Regions from separate parts of the Homo sapiens genome. Here regions 1 and 2 are each linked to region 3. A link is a contact called in ENCODE Hi-C or POLR2A ChIA-PET data. All regions are on one chromosome and are shown on one strand. Each heading gives the region's core, a stretch centred on a gene start or an enhancer-like site at or near the end of the contact. The rest is flanking DNA. Distances are from core to core; before and after follow the strand shown. Region 1 holds the start of CHMP1B (charged multivesicular body protein 1B). Region 2 has its middle 32 kb from the start of NDUFV2. Region 3 holds the start of TGIF1 (TGFB induced factor homeobox 1).

What was found. Hi-C counts contacts between places; a loop is a spot of excess contacts on that map. ChIA-PET counts read pairs that join two places held with the same protein, here RNA polymerase II (POLR2A). Pooled maps may share reads with other maps.
Region 1: a map of CD8-positive, alpha-beta T cell shows a loop between it and region 3 (22-fold over the local background). The contact joins the promoter of CHMP1B here to the promoter of TGIF1 in region 3. A Hi-C loop is called at or near these places in 2 of 168 maps with a recorded cell type or tissue (CD8-positive, alpha-beta T cell and naive thymus-derived CD4-positive, alpha-beta T cell) and 6 of 50 pooled maps. POLR2A ChIA-PET finds 5 or more read pairs at or near these places in 1 of 52 experiments (T-cell).
Region 2: a loop to region 3 is called in a map with no recorded cell type, with 10 times the contacts of the local background. The contact joins the enhancer-like site here to the promoter of TGIF1 in region 3. A Hi-C loop is called at or near these places in 1 of 37 single-sample maps with no recorded cell type and 1 of 50 pooled maps. POLR2A ChIA-PET finds 5 or more read pairs at or near these places in 1 of 52 experiments (Panc1).

The regions. Positions count from the first base shown.
Region 1 is chr18:11,848,804-11,853,515 of GRCh38, forward strand. CHMP1B (charged multivesicular body protein 1B) reads left to right here and starts at 2,610. Exons shown (of 1, transcript NM_020412.5): 1 at 2,610-4,712. The coding sequence starts at 2,709. The coding sequence ends at 3,308. All of the region lies in intron 5 of GNAL (G protein subunit alpha L), which reads left to right. RefSeq lists enhancers at 2,463-2,702, 2,971-3,020 and a silencer at 3,027-3,321.
Region 2 is chr18:9,068,109-9,072,841 of GRCh38, forward strand. No RefSeq gene overlaps it. Among named protein-coding and RNA genes, the nearest start is that of NDUFV2, 32 kb to the right of the region's middle. Within about 2 kb of position 1,708, at least 3 of the 41 ENCODE cell types and tissues checked have a DNase peak (open chromatin) inside an H3K27ac peak, as active enhancers do.
Region 3 is chr18:3,447,441-3,451,608 of GRCh38, forward strand. TGIF1 (TGFB induced factor homeobox 1) reads left to right here and starts at 2,732. Exons shown (of 3, transcript NM_003244.4): 1 at 2,732-3,065. The coding sequence starts at 3,050. LOC124904237 (a long non-coding RNA gene) reads right to left here and starts at 3,216. Exons shown (of 2, transcript XR_007066269.1): 1 at 3,092-3,216. RefSeq lists silencers at 752-821, 2,482-2,591, 2,622-2,781, 3,422-3,471 and enhancers at 943-1,564, 1,532-1,671, 1,565-2,184, 1,772-1,961, 4,049-4,168.

The DNA of each region.
Region 1 (4,712 bases), core at 1,360-3,859, 8.4 Mb after region 3:
CTCTGTCTTCTCAAAAAAACAGCTGGAAAGTCAACTTCTTTCTTTAGGCTACATGATGATCATTATTTTATTCTTATTAATTCATGTTCATTGGATTCCCCATTGCCTTATTACTGGTCCCAATACATCCATGGAATCCGGTTTCTAACACTTACCTAATGTGTGGGTTCAGGCAAGTTTCTTAGCTCTCTGTGCTTCCTTTTCATTACCTGTGAACTGGAGACATTTATAGTATCTACTTCATAGGGTTTGCGAAGCTGAAATGAGTTAATTTATGTAAAGTGCCCAGAACAATGTCTGGTGCATAAGTACTTTATTAATGTTAGTTGTCATTATCATCATCATCTATCGGAGTCTCTCATGATTATATTCCAAACCATCTCACCTAGTCAGAATTTGTCATTAAGAAAACTATGGGCTGGGCACGGTGGCCCACGCCTATAATCCCAGCACTTTGGAATGCCAAGGTGGGCAGATCAACTGAGGTCAGGAGTTCGAGGCCAGCCTGACCAACATGGCGAAACCCCAGCTGTACTGAAAATACAAAAATTAGCCGGTAGTGCTGGCGTGTGCCTGTAATCTCAGCTACTCGGGAGACTGAGGCAGGAGAATCGCGTGAACCCAGAAGGGGGAGGCTGCAGTGAGCCAAGATCACACTACTGCACTCCAGCCTGAGTGACAAAGCAAGATTTCATCTCAAAAAAAAAAAAAAAAAAAAGAAAGAAAAGAAAAAAGAAAACTATGGAGCATGACATGGAAGCTGGATAAGAAACTTGTTTGCAAACTCCAAGAAAAACCAGGACCTAAAAGAAGGGAAGAGTGGAATGGAGGGTGAGCAGAGTAGGGGGCCTAAGCTCTCTATATCCACTTTGAACAGATTTCTTCCCCTTTTTTTTGGTTGTTTATATTCCATTTCTAGAAAAGTTTCATTTGGAAAAAGGGTTCTACTGCTTTGCGGGGCAAAAAGGAACCATAGCTAAGCTGCTAACTAGGGTAACATCCTATCCCCTCTGAAATACAATTAAATTCAGCAACGCCATCTGGATTCAGTGGCTGCTGTGTGCAGAGCGCCTGCTGGGCTCCATGGAGAGGGGAAGGAATCAGTGTCTGCATCCAAGTAGTTCACACTGTAACAGGTGACCTATACACACAGACCCCTTGCCAGGCAATGTGCCCTGTAGTATGGCCACACAGAGGAGGAGTCCTGGGGAGGCTCCATGGTGAAGGTGGCTTTTGAAGGACTGGCAGGGTGTCAATAGGCAGAGATGCATGGACACTAAAATCCAGGCAACAGGAACAGCATAGCCACAGGACCGGGCGTCAGTCACATTCTCCCCGCTGGCCGAATGACGCAAATAATGCTCAAATTCCATGCTGCGGTTTGCTTTGACTGGCGGAGGTGGAGGGGCGCGAAAGACGAGCCAGCATGCTGCACAGCAGGTTTAGCCTCCATGCCCGGGGTTTGGAGCAAGAGAGTGAAAACATCAGAGCTATGTCTTCAGAAGGTCTTGTGTTGTGAAACTGACTGGCAAGCTATCACAGGAAGCTAAGCGAGGTGGCAGGCTGCTAGATTAAAATGATCTCTAAACAGAATTCGCTCTCAGAGTTCATTTTCAGCCTACCTCATTAGGGCAGATTTGGTCTTCTCACATTGTTATTGCTGTATCGGAGGAATCTTTCTAAAGAGAAAAGTGACAGCACACATTGCTGCCATTTGAAAGCCAGCATTTTTAAAGGGCGTAATACATAGTGACAGTTTTGATGTATGCCCGTGGGTGTGGGTCCTGATATCTCAACATACTCTGCCTGCATAATTTAAAATGACAGTTTAGCCTGTCAAACTTAAATGTGAGTGAAGTTCCTTGGATATTTATAAAACATCAAAAAGACAGAATGGTGTCAGCAAAAGATGGGTCTTTTTATTACTAAACCACGGGACGATTTTTGGATAATTGCTGGCAACTCACCTAGAAGCTGAACTTCCAGACAAAGTATAAATTTGGTGGTGCCACAGTTTTGAAGATTATTTTCACTCAATGCAATAAAAGGATATTACAGAACTCTAGCACAAATTGTAGTCAAAGATGGAGACGCGTCAATGACCCGTTTGTTTTTAATGTGTTTTAATGTTTTTGTTTTTAATGTATCCATGGTTTCCAGTTCCCCTGAGAAAGTGGAAATTACCCATGCTAATAAAGCAAGCGTTAGTGCGAAGACCTAGCTGATGTTTGGCTGGTTTTTAGCCCGCTAGCCAGTCACCCTTTATAAAGCCTGCCAAGTTTGGAGCGTGGGTAATTTTACACGCGGGTCTCCACAGATCCTGTCTACTTCGGTAGATTTATTACTAGGAAAGTGCGTGGGGGCACTAATTTTTGTGAATTGACTAATGCGTTAGAATTTTAAAAACCGGGTAGAACGCAGCGCAGGAAGCGAGCGTTCCCCGCCGCAGCGCCGGAGCGTCCAGCCAGAATCCCCCTGCATGCGCAGCCCCTGGCGTCTTACGTCCCACAGGCCCCACCCCGGCGCCTTCCGTCCCGCAGGCTCCGCCTTTGGCGCTGGGCTCTGACGTCACCACCTGCGCCGCTCACAGTAGAAACAGGAAGTGGGACCAAAACAAAGGAGCGGCGGCCGGGAGCGGACTTACCTTACCTTCTCTGCCTTCGGCGCGCTTCTCAGCCGGGCCGCCGACCCAAAGGAGCCGTCCGACTATGTCTAACATGGAGAAACACCTGTTCAACCTGAAGTTCGCGGCCAAAGAACTGAGTAGGAGTGCCAAAAAATGCGATAAGGAGGAAAAGGCCGAAAAGGCCAAAATTAAAAAGGCCATTCAGAAGGGCAACATGGAAGTTGCGAGGATACACGCCGAAAATGCCATCCGCCAGAAGAACCAGGCGGTGAATTTCTTGAGAATGAGTGCGCGAGTCGATGCAGTGGCTGCCAGGGTCCAGACGGCGGTGACGATGGGCAAGGTGACCAAGTCGATGGCTGGTGTGGTTAAGTCGATGGATGCGACATTGAAGACCATGAATCTGGAGAAGATTTCTGCTTTGATGGACAAATTCGAGCACCAGTTTGAGACTCTGGACGTCCAGACGCAGCAAATGGAAGACACGATGAGCAGCACGACGACGCTCACCACTCCCCAGAACCAAGTGGATATGCTGCTCCAGGAAATGGCAGATGAGGCGGGCCTCGACCTCAACATGGAGCTGCCGCAGGGCCAGACCGGCTCCGTGGGCACGAGCGTGGCTTCGGCGGAGCAGGATGAACTGTCTCAGAGACTGGCCCGCCTTCGGGATCAAGTGTGACGGCAGAACCCGCTCTGAGGTTTCCTGGCCATAGCCACCCTTTGAAATGCTCTCTGTGTGTTAGAGAGATACTATACCCTAGAAACTCTGAACACGCCAGAATGCTGAAATGCCCTTCTACCTTTGGGTTTACAGCCCCCTCCACATAAATTAAGAAATTCAGTATTTCTGCACTCTTAGCTGGATTCTAAAGTTCTGTATAGCTCGTAATGATGGTATTTTTATAGCAGCCTTTTAACAGAACTAGTTAATTTCGTGTATATGAATCTTTCTCGAAGATCTGGTCAAAACTGTATTCAGTTTCCTGCCCAGAATGATCAGATTGAAGGTGGTTGGTTTTTATTATTATTTAGTGTGATTGATAGTATCTAGAATGGCAGGTGGTGCATAAAAGTTAAAGAGAGGGGAAAGATTACTTAGTTTGGTTATACAGTTATAAACACCATGCAGTGTATTCGGTGGACTGTGCTATTTCTGTTTATCCTTTGGGTTTTGGTTTTTGTTTTTTTTTTTTTTGCCTTCACAGTGAGACTGCAAATGATTGTTCTCATAACGTATATTATTAATAAATGTGGTCCTATAATTTATACTGAAATTACCTTAGGATATTTTTGCATAATACTCTCTTACTGCTTACATTCTATAAATTTTTCACGTGATAATTGTCTTTGCGTAACTGGGAAAAATGCCGAATAACTTCCTTTATTATCTGGAAAAATTAAATTTGTTCATTTATATTTTCTACTTACTAAATTGAGTTTTTAAAAAGACTTAGTGTGACATTTGACAGTGTCTTTCAAACGAACTTCTCTAACAAGTTTATAGTTATTTTCCTGTTTCAACACTATTAGAAGTCTTATAAATTATGCTAATTAGCATGGCAGTCATGTTACACACTCTTAACATTGCCAAAGAACTGTTGATTTCGTTTGAGAAAACCCTAGGACTGTGTGTGTGTAGGTTTTGTTTTGATTTTAACAACCAAAAATAGAAATAAAATTAGAACTGCGTTTTAAGTTCTAATTTGCATTTATTAATTTGTCCAAAAGCAAGAACTCTTGGAAATCCTTGAAAATATAAGCTGGAATGTTTTACTTAGCCATGCAAGTCATTTATGTATACATCCAGCCAGCTGGAAATCTGAGAAGTAAAGAGGTAGGACTGGAAGGAAGGAGAAAGCTTGAGTCTTTAAGGCTAGAGCCCAGCTGTGCTGCCTGCCATCTTCTCAGGAATGGCAGTGCGTATTTTCTGGCTGAAAAGTAAAGCATGTATCCACCGCTTTCTCATAGCCTCGAAACATGGAGAAAAGCAACTTGCTTTTGCCTTGGCAAGCATGCTAACCTAAGTTAATTCAAGTTTTTTTTAACTTACCCTTTCCTTCACTGGAAGATTTTTCCATAAGAG
Region 2 (4,733 bases), core at 458-2,957, 5.6 Mb after region 3:
ATCCTGAACGATTATGTCAGAAACTGAGCCCAACCCAACCCCAATCTGTTCTCATGGTTTTGCCGCCTTGCCCAGACCGGTCTCAAACTCCTCAACTCAAGCAATCCACCTGCCTCGGCCTCCCAAAGTGCTGGGATTACAGGTGTGAGCCACCACGCATGACCTGACATTTTATTTCTTTTTTAAATTTATTTTATTTTCATCTTTTTTCATTTTTTGTTCTGAAATTTCATATGTTCAACTGTTTACCACCTAAAATCATCTCATCCATTAGGAGTGGTAGGCACAGCAGCCTTTGATGAAACATTTCCCCTAAAAACACAATAAGAAAGTTCCTCTTCCAGCTCTCCACTGTCTCTCCCACGCCTTGCCTTTCTCCTCCAGTCTCTTATGTCCCTCCTCCTCCCACACCTTTACCATCAATGCCTTTTGCACCTGAGGTCTGCCTGCCTTCTATGACTCAGAAGGACATAAACTAAGGGAGAAGGTGATTTCCAGCAGATGAGCAGACAGTATTCCAGTGAGACTCATAAAGTGGTAAGCAACCTCTGTGCTTTGAAAACATTGTTAACTTAAAATGGAATACTAGACCATCATGGAGCTCATCGTGACACTGGCCACTGTGAAGCCAAATTTCAAGTACGGAAAGTCACCCAATACAGTGCAATGTCACTGCAATTTACACGATGTGATATGAGAGTCTGTACCAAGAAGGCTCCTCTGCCCCAAATTTCTTGCCTTTCATCCATTTGCCCCACAACTCACGGGTGTTAAAGGGCATAACATTTTAACTATAACTTAAGGGAAACTAACTTTTTTTGTTTTGTTTTGTTTTGTTTTGAGATGGAGTTTTGTTCTTGTTGCCCAGGCTGGAGTACGGTGGCACTATCTCAGCCCACTGCAACCTCCGCCTCCCGGGTTCAAGCTATTATCCTGATTCAGCCTCCTGAGTAGCTGAGATTACAGGCGTGTGCCACCACACCTGGCTATTTTTTGTATTTTTAGTAGAGACAGGGTTTCACCATGTTAGCTAGGTTGGTCCCAAACTCCTGACCTCAGGAGATCTACCCACCTCAGCCTCCCAAAGTGCTGGGATTACAGGCGTGAGCCACCACACCCGGCCAACTTCAACTTTTTAACTTTAACTTGAGCACCACTTTTCTGGTCCTTCGAAGGCAAAAAAATCTGAGGAGATATGAGTATAGCAACCTTTGGGACCGGCACGGTGACTTGTGCCTATAATCCTAGCGCTTTGTGAGGCCGAGGCGGAGGGATGGCTTGAGGCAGGAGTTCGAGGCTGTAGTGAACTATGATCACACCACAGCACTCTAGCCTGAGGGACAGAGCAAGACCTTCCCTAAAAAAAATAAATAAAATAATTTAAAAATTTTTTAAACTCAACCATTGGTATTTATGGATCACTTATAGTAGGTAGGATGTTTTCAAGGTCTCCACTACAGTGCCTGTGTGCTTTGATTCTTAAAGAACGCTGTGAATGGTAGGTATTATTTTCCAGTTTACAAATGAATTAACCCAGGCTTCAAAAGGTTTGATGATTTGCCTGAGGCCACACAGCTGGTAAGGGGCAGGCCATGGTTGCCTCACCAAGTCCCTGCCCCTAATGTTACTGGAAGTGGATCCATAACATAAAAACAGCCTCTGGTGTTTCTGTAGCCCTCGTTGGTCTTATAGACTGCTCGTTCATTTTCTCATTTCCTCACGGGACACCCCCTTGAGGAGGCAAGCTGGGGGTATTTTTAGCAATGGTTTGTCAGTTCCACTTCCTCTGGGATAAGCTGCAGCAGGTGGGCGAAGGAAGGAGGAAGCAGAGAGGGACGACTGAGGAGAGAGACCGCGTGGAAGGGAAGGCCGTCACTCCTCTCCAGGCCCGTCCCACTCACGCAGAACACTGTCCTGATATTTGGGCAGCAGGAGGGTGCCCTGCTTCGAGAAGGAAAATTACCAGGGACCCGTGTGCTCTGTGAAATATGTAAGGCTCTACACAAGGAAGGAAAGCAGTTCCACTGAGATTGGTAATAAATAACATAGTTGTAAACAGAGTAAGAGAATAGAGTTAAGGGTCTCGCCAGACTGCCCCAAAAACAAAAAAAGTCCTTGTTGGGGTTCAGGCTCAGCTGTAGGCTTTAAATTGTTTAGGGATATTTACAGTTCTAAGATATAGAAATCTAGGGCAATGAAGGCTCCTGCAACTATTTAAATGGTATCTGTGAATTAGTGATTTATATTATTTCTTTCTGTTTGTTTTTTTTTGAGACAGGATCTCACTCTGTGGCCCAGGCCGGAGTGCAGTGGTGCAATCATCAGTCACTGCAGCCTTGACGTCCCACCTCAGCCTCCTGAGTAGCTGGGACTACAGGCGTGAGCCACTGTGCCCGGCTAATTTTTATTTTTTGTAGAGACAGCGTCTCCCTATGTTGTGCAGGCTGGTGTCAAACTCCTGGGCTCAAGTGATTCTCCCACCTCAGCCTCCCAAAGTGCTGAGATGACAGGCATGAGCCGTGGCACCTGGCAACTCGTGCTATTTCTAATAGCTACTTATGTTGAGCACCTACCATGAGGTGGGCACATCACCTATTGGCTTCTCATTTTCAGATTAGGATGCTGAAGCTCAGCTAGCAAGTTTCTGCATTGAAATTCAAAACTAGGATTGTCTTGCTTGAATGGCTTTGCGTCATCATGATGGAACTTCCAGAGATCAGTCATATGTTACCCCAGCATCAAAGAGAAAAGAATAGACTGGACTGGCGAGCATAGAGTTCCCATTTATGTGCCTCAAATTCCATCCCATTTACTACCTTGGGCATTTTAACAGCCTTTTAAAGAAATATGGGCAGGCGCGGTGGCTCACACCTGTAATCCCAGCACTTTGGGAGGCCACGGTGGGTGGATCACCTGAGGTCGGGAGTTCAAGTCCAGCCTGACCAACATGGAGAAACCCCGTCTCTACTAAAAATACAAAAATTAGCCAGGTGTGGTTATGCATGCCTGTAATCCCAGCTACTCAGGAGGCTGAGGCAGGAGAATTGCTTGAACCTGGGAGGCGGAGGTTGCAGTGAGCTGAGATCACACCATTGCACTCCAGCCTGGGCAACAAGAGCAAAACTCCATCTCAAAAAAAAAAAAGAAAGGAAAGAAATATTTAGAAACTGGCCAGGCATGGTGGCTCGCTGTAATCCCAGCACTTTGGGAGGCCGAGGCGGGTGGATCACCCGAGGTCAGGAGTTCGAGACCAGCCTGACCAACACTCAAAATACAAAAATTAGCCAGGCGTGGTGGCGGGCACCTGTAGTCCCAGCTACTCAGGAGGTTGAGGCAGGAGAATCACTTAAACCTGGGAGGCAGAAGCTTCAGTGAACTGAGATAGTGCCACTGCACTCCAGCCTGGGTGAGAGAGCAGTACTCTGTCTCAAAAAAAAAAAAAAAAAAGGAAATATATATATATGATATATTCTATATCTAGAATATATATATAGAATATATCATTCTATATATAAAAACCTGTTTATATACAAGAAAACCTAATTCATTTGAAATACAAGGAGGATTTTAGCTTTAGTTTGATTTTTTAGAACAATAGAACAGAAGCTTCTAAACATTTTTGAACTTGACCTACAGAAAGAAAAGCCCTTTACATCATGCCTCAGTATACACAAATACACATGTGTGCAACAGAAGTTTCACAGAGCAACACTTACTCTACCTGTGAGAAGCACTCTGACATTTTGTTCTATTTTATTTTATTTTATTTATTTTTGAGACGGAGTCTCACTCTGTCACCCAGCTGGAGTGCAGTGGTGCAATCTTGTCTCACTGCAGCCTCCGCCTCCTAGGTTCAAGTGATCCTCCCACCTCAACCTCCCTAGTAGCTGAATTACAGACATGCACTACCACACCCAGCTAATTTTTGTATTTTTAGTAGAGACAGGGTTTCAGCAAGTTGGCCAGGTTGGTCTCGAACTGCTGATTTCAAGTGATCCACCCACCTTAGCCTCTCAAAGTGCTGGGATTACAGGCATGAGCCACCATGCCCAGCCCCTTCTGACATTTTAGATTCTAGTCTAATCTTTCTCTTTTTTTATTTTTGTTCATAGTCTTCCTTAATTATCTTTAAAAAAAAAAAAGTGGTAAAAACGTAACATGAGCTCCATCCTCTTCACAGGTTAAGTGTACAATACAATGTTGTAAACTATAGGCACAATGTTGCACAGCAGATCTCTAGAACTTATTCATCTTTAATAACTGAAATTGTATCCCCTTGAACAACTCCCCATTCCCCCTTCCCCAGCCTTCCCCAGTAGCAATCACCATTGTACTCCTGGCTTCCATGAGTTTGACTATTTTAGATATCTCCGGTAAGTGGGACCATACAGTGGAAAACAGTAAAGAGGTTCTTCAAATCATTTTTTATTTAATTAATTAATTAATTTATTTGTTGAGACACGGTCTCACTCAGTCACCCAGGCTGGAGTGCCATGGTGTGATCTGGGCTCACTGCACCCTCCATCTCCCAAGTTCAAGCGATTCTCCTGCCTCAGCCTCCCAAGGAGCTGGGATTCCAGGCATACACCACCACGCCCAGCTAATTTTTCTATTTTTACTAGAGACAGGGTTTCGACATGTTGGCCAGGCTGGTCTCGAACCCCTGACCTCAGGTGGTCCACCCGCCTCGGCCTCCCAAAGTGATGGGATTACAGGTGTGAGCCATCACGCCT
Region 3 (4,168 bases), core at 1,482-3,981:
CTTGTTTTTCCACCTCGAGAAAAACGAATCAACAAAAAATACCCTAAGCAATTGCTGGTATCTGAAGCCCACTTTTTTGAGGCTGTTCCCTTTGTTACGTTGCGCTGACCCTAGGCACTTTCTTCCCAGAATGCACCAAGAATCCGAAACTCCAAACAAGTTTGAGATCAGCGTTGGCTGGGGGGAGGCAGTGGGGGTGCATCTACGGGAGCGGTTGGGCTGTAAGCTTTCGCTACATCACAGAATTGTGCCAGTGTTTCTCTTTGGAGTGCCTCGCCAGCTTTAACAACCGTTTGGATATGACTTGCTCGGGCAAAAGTTGTGCATTGGCCCGATCAAGCCTGACTTCTAGCCAAGGTGAGTTCACATCTCCGTTTTTTCCTCCCCCTAATTCGAAAGAGGCTTTCAATTGTCTCCGCCCCTCCCCCCTTCTCCTGGAAAGTTTGTTTTCAAGCTATAAACCCTTTCCAATTCTCGGTTCCCATCTCGGTTGCCTGAGAATCGCAGTCATTAGCCAAGTCCACTTGGACGAAAGCAAAGCTACCTTTGTGTACATAATGAGAGCCACCGCGTGGCCAAGGAGAACCACGGGGAAGAGGGAAACATTTTTGTCTCGAGCTGGCTAAAGCGGGCGGGGGGGGAGGTAGGGTTAAACCGACCGAAGGCGTGTTTTGTGGAGTGGCTTCGAAAGCGGCCGAGGCAGCCGAAGCCGCTTTCGAAGTTAGCAAACAAAGCGTCTCCCCAGTAACCGCCCGGTTCCAGACGAGGCTCCTGCCACTCAGGCCGCGGAGTCGCAGCGTCGCCCAGCCCCCGGCTCCTCCTCCCTGCGTCTCTCCTCCCTCCGCTCCCGGCTCCCCAGCGGATAGGAGCCACCAATCCCAGCCACAGACAACCCTTCAAACGAAATAGCGAGGCGGCCCCCTCTAACGGGCGGCGGGGGCGCTGGCCCCCTCCCTGCGCCACATCTGTCCCGCACCGGGCGCAGCAGCTGATTCATCTGCAGCCAGGTCCGGGAAGGAACTGTGCTCCCGGCAGTTGCAGGGCAGCGTCCGGGCGGGTGGCTTGTCCCCAGGACCGCGCTCCCCCCGAGCCGTTTTAGGTGTGTGTTCTCTTCTGTCCCGAGCAGTCAGCAAACCACAGAAGAAAAAAATCGTAAGGTTGCTGCCTTCTTAGAGAGACGCTTTTTTTCCCTGTTGATTCATTTTAGTCCTGTAATTGGAAAAACCACCCAGGCTTTTTAAACTCTGGCCTCCACGCATTCTAGGGGCGGGGGTGTCTTTTTTTTTTTTTTTTTTTTTGAGGGAGGGTGGCAGGCTAGCTCTAGTTCCTGAAACAGACGCTCCGAAGTCGAGTTAGTTATCCCTTGGCCGTCTTAGTACTCCTCGGGTTTAATCTTATTTCCACAGAGTTTCTTCTGCCGGGATCTCCACCGAGGTTACCGAACAAAAACAGCACAGAGCCCAGACTGGAGGCAGACCCGGGCGCTGTCTCTGCTAGGCTTATTTACGTTTAGGGCTTTTCTTTCCTTTTTTTAAAGTGATGGGGGAAGTCTCATTGTGTGGCATGTGACAGTTCGTTTGCTTCAAAACAACAGGACGTAACCACGCGAAAACTAGAACCAGAGGAGGGGGCATGCGTTTCTTCAAGTCAGCCAAACAGCATCTGGTCTTTGAAAGCGCAATTTCATCAAGAAACTCCTGTTGGATCCCTCCTAACTGTGGACCAAAATAAGCCAACAGGAACGGGTGTTTACTTAATGGCTAGTTTCTGTTTGAAATGGGAGGAGGGATCCCCTAGCAGGGTTCCAATCCGAAGAGTAGACACTGTTGACCGAAACAGACGAGCAGGCACGGCGTGGTCACCCCTTAGCTATAAAAGTGGCCGCTGCCGGGGTTCGGCGACTCGGGGTGTCAGGCGGAGTCTTGGTGAGGCAGGCGCGCGCCCGGCCGTCCCCGGGCAGAGACGTTTAAAGAGCATGTGAGCGTGACAAGTGTCTGTCCGCAACGTGTCAGATTTCGAAACTGCCTTGCAATCCAGTCCGGAACTCGCAGCTTTAGCCCGGGGGAACAGACGTTCGTTTAGGCTGTGTCTCATCATTCCCCCCCGCCCCACCCCCGCCGACCTCCCACTGTCGCTGCTGGAGGAAGAGCCCCGGGAGGAGAAGGGTGCGCCGCGCCGCGCCCGCGTGTCAATGGCAGCCGCGCATTCTGGAAGAAGTTGGTTCTTGTCTCGAATACTTTTCCTCCCGTGCCCCGCCCCTTGAATCAGAGGCGGCTGTCTCGTGCGGCTAGAGCAGGGCCAGTAGAGTTCGGGGCAGCTGTCAAAAACGAGACGGGGAGGCTTTTCTTCCCGGGGGTGGAGGAGGGAAGGAGGGAGGTGTCCTTTTTTCCATCTGTTGCAGTTTCCGAACCAAACGCACCCTCGCCAGCCCCGGGAAGAAAGGCCCAAGGGAGAAACCTGGGGCGCTCGGCTGGTGCCCCCACCGCCGGGCGAGGGATGCGGGCGGTCCGTGCGCGGCAGGCGGAAAGGATCGTGTTTCTGGACCCGGCCACCCCCCGCGTCCGCACCGCCGCCCCCGAGGGACGAGTGACAGCGGCCGCCGCGCTCGGTCCAGTCTTCCCGGCTGGAAGGTGCGGGGGAGGGGCGGAGGAGCGGCGGGGCGGGAGGGGGACGGGGCGGGCGGCTGGGGGCGGAGGCAGGACCTCCTGTACCTTCCCTCCTCGCCTCTCTCACTCTGACAGCGCCGAGGTGCGCCGAGCAGGAGCAGGGAACAAAGGAGCGGAGAGGGGAGGGGAGAGAGTTGGGCGAGGGAGAGCCCCCGGCCGGCTGCCAGAAGATCCCGGCGGGAGGAAGCCCAAGTGTCACTTGAATTCCACCCAAGGAGCGGGCGCCTGGGATCAGAGCGTCCTGTTTAGCAATAACGGCTGGAGCACGTCCTACAAGTTACGGGAGAGTCGGCTGTGAAGGAGACGTTCGCTTATCCCCTGTGTCCCCGCTCCTGGCCCCTCCAGACCCCCGCCTTGCCTCGCGCTGGGAGGGGAGATCCAGAATGAAAGGCAAGAAAGGTAAGGCGGCCGCGGGCTGCGCGCACCAGAAGACGCGAGTCCGGGGAAACGTGCTGGCCGGGCCGCGCCGCGCGGAGTCACTTGGTGGACTTTTCCGCCCAGGGGCTCTCATGCTGGAGTGGCGGCCGTGCTCTTTGTTGAGGCTGCGTCTGAAACGGCAGCGGCTGTTTTCCTGCTAGACACAACACGAGGGGCTGTTGTGGGGCGAGCCTCTCCACGCTGCTGGCACGTTGTCAAGAAACACGCTCAGCGCCTTGTTTGTGCGCCTGCAAGTTTCATTGTCTCCGCCGACACCCCACGCTCGGCCCAGCCGCCGCGTGGCTTCTCGCTCTTTCTCGCGTGCTGGGGATATGGGGTCCGAGTAGGGAGGACCCAGCCCCTCGTTTTTCCCGATCCGGACCCAGGCGGCCGGGGCCGCGGGACCGCCGCGGCTTTGTCTGAAAGTTCCACTCCTAGGCTCCCCCCGCCCCCGCCCCCGCCGCCCCCCTACTCCCAGCCGGGCCCTAGCACTGTTCTTTAGGGATGTGGTGTTTTTACGATCGAAGGAATGCGATTCTGGACCCCCTCATCGCCCTCGGGTGTAAACAGCTTTGGAAAGCTAGACTTTTACAAATCCCCAGTCTCTAAAAGTTTTCCCACGATGAATTTTGGGGCAGGAGGAAGAGTTAGCACCCAGGGCCAGCAGCTTCAAGCGGCATGCAGTCAAAATGCGTCCAAATGTGACAAGCAGGCTTGGTTGTAAGTGCAAAGAGCAAGGCTGTCATTGTTTCCACGAAGTGTTCTGGAAGCTTTACAACTAAAACTTGCCGTCAGTTTGGTTTAAAAACAAAATACACCGGAGGGGGACGGGGGGTGGAGAAACCACACAAAACACCCCGAAAGGTCAGAGTGTGAAGTCCCTTTTGAAGTTAACAAAAATTGAGTCCCTGGCTGGGAGGTCCCCCGAGTGTTCCGCTGTGGGCTGGAGGTGGCGTTTCTGTCGTGATTTATGTGGAGTGGTTCAAAACAGAAGTTAATCACTCGGGAAGCGGACGGGAGGGGCGGCGCTACTGCGCATGCCCGGGAGCCGCCTGGAGTTTGGAACTCCACATTCTTTCAGACCC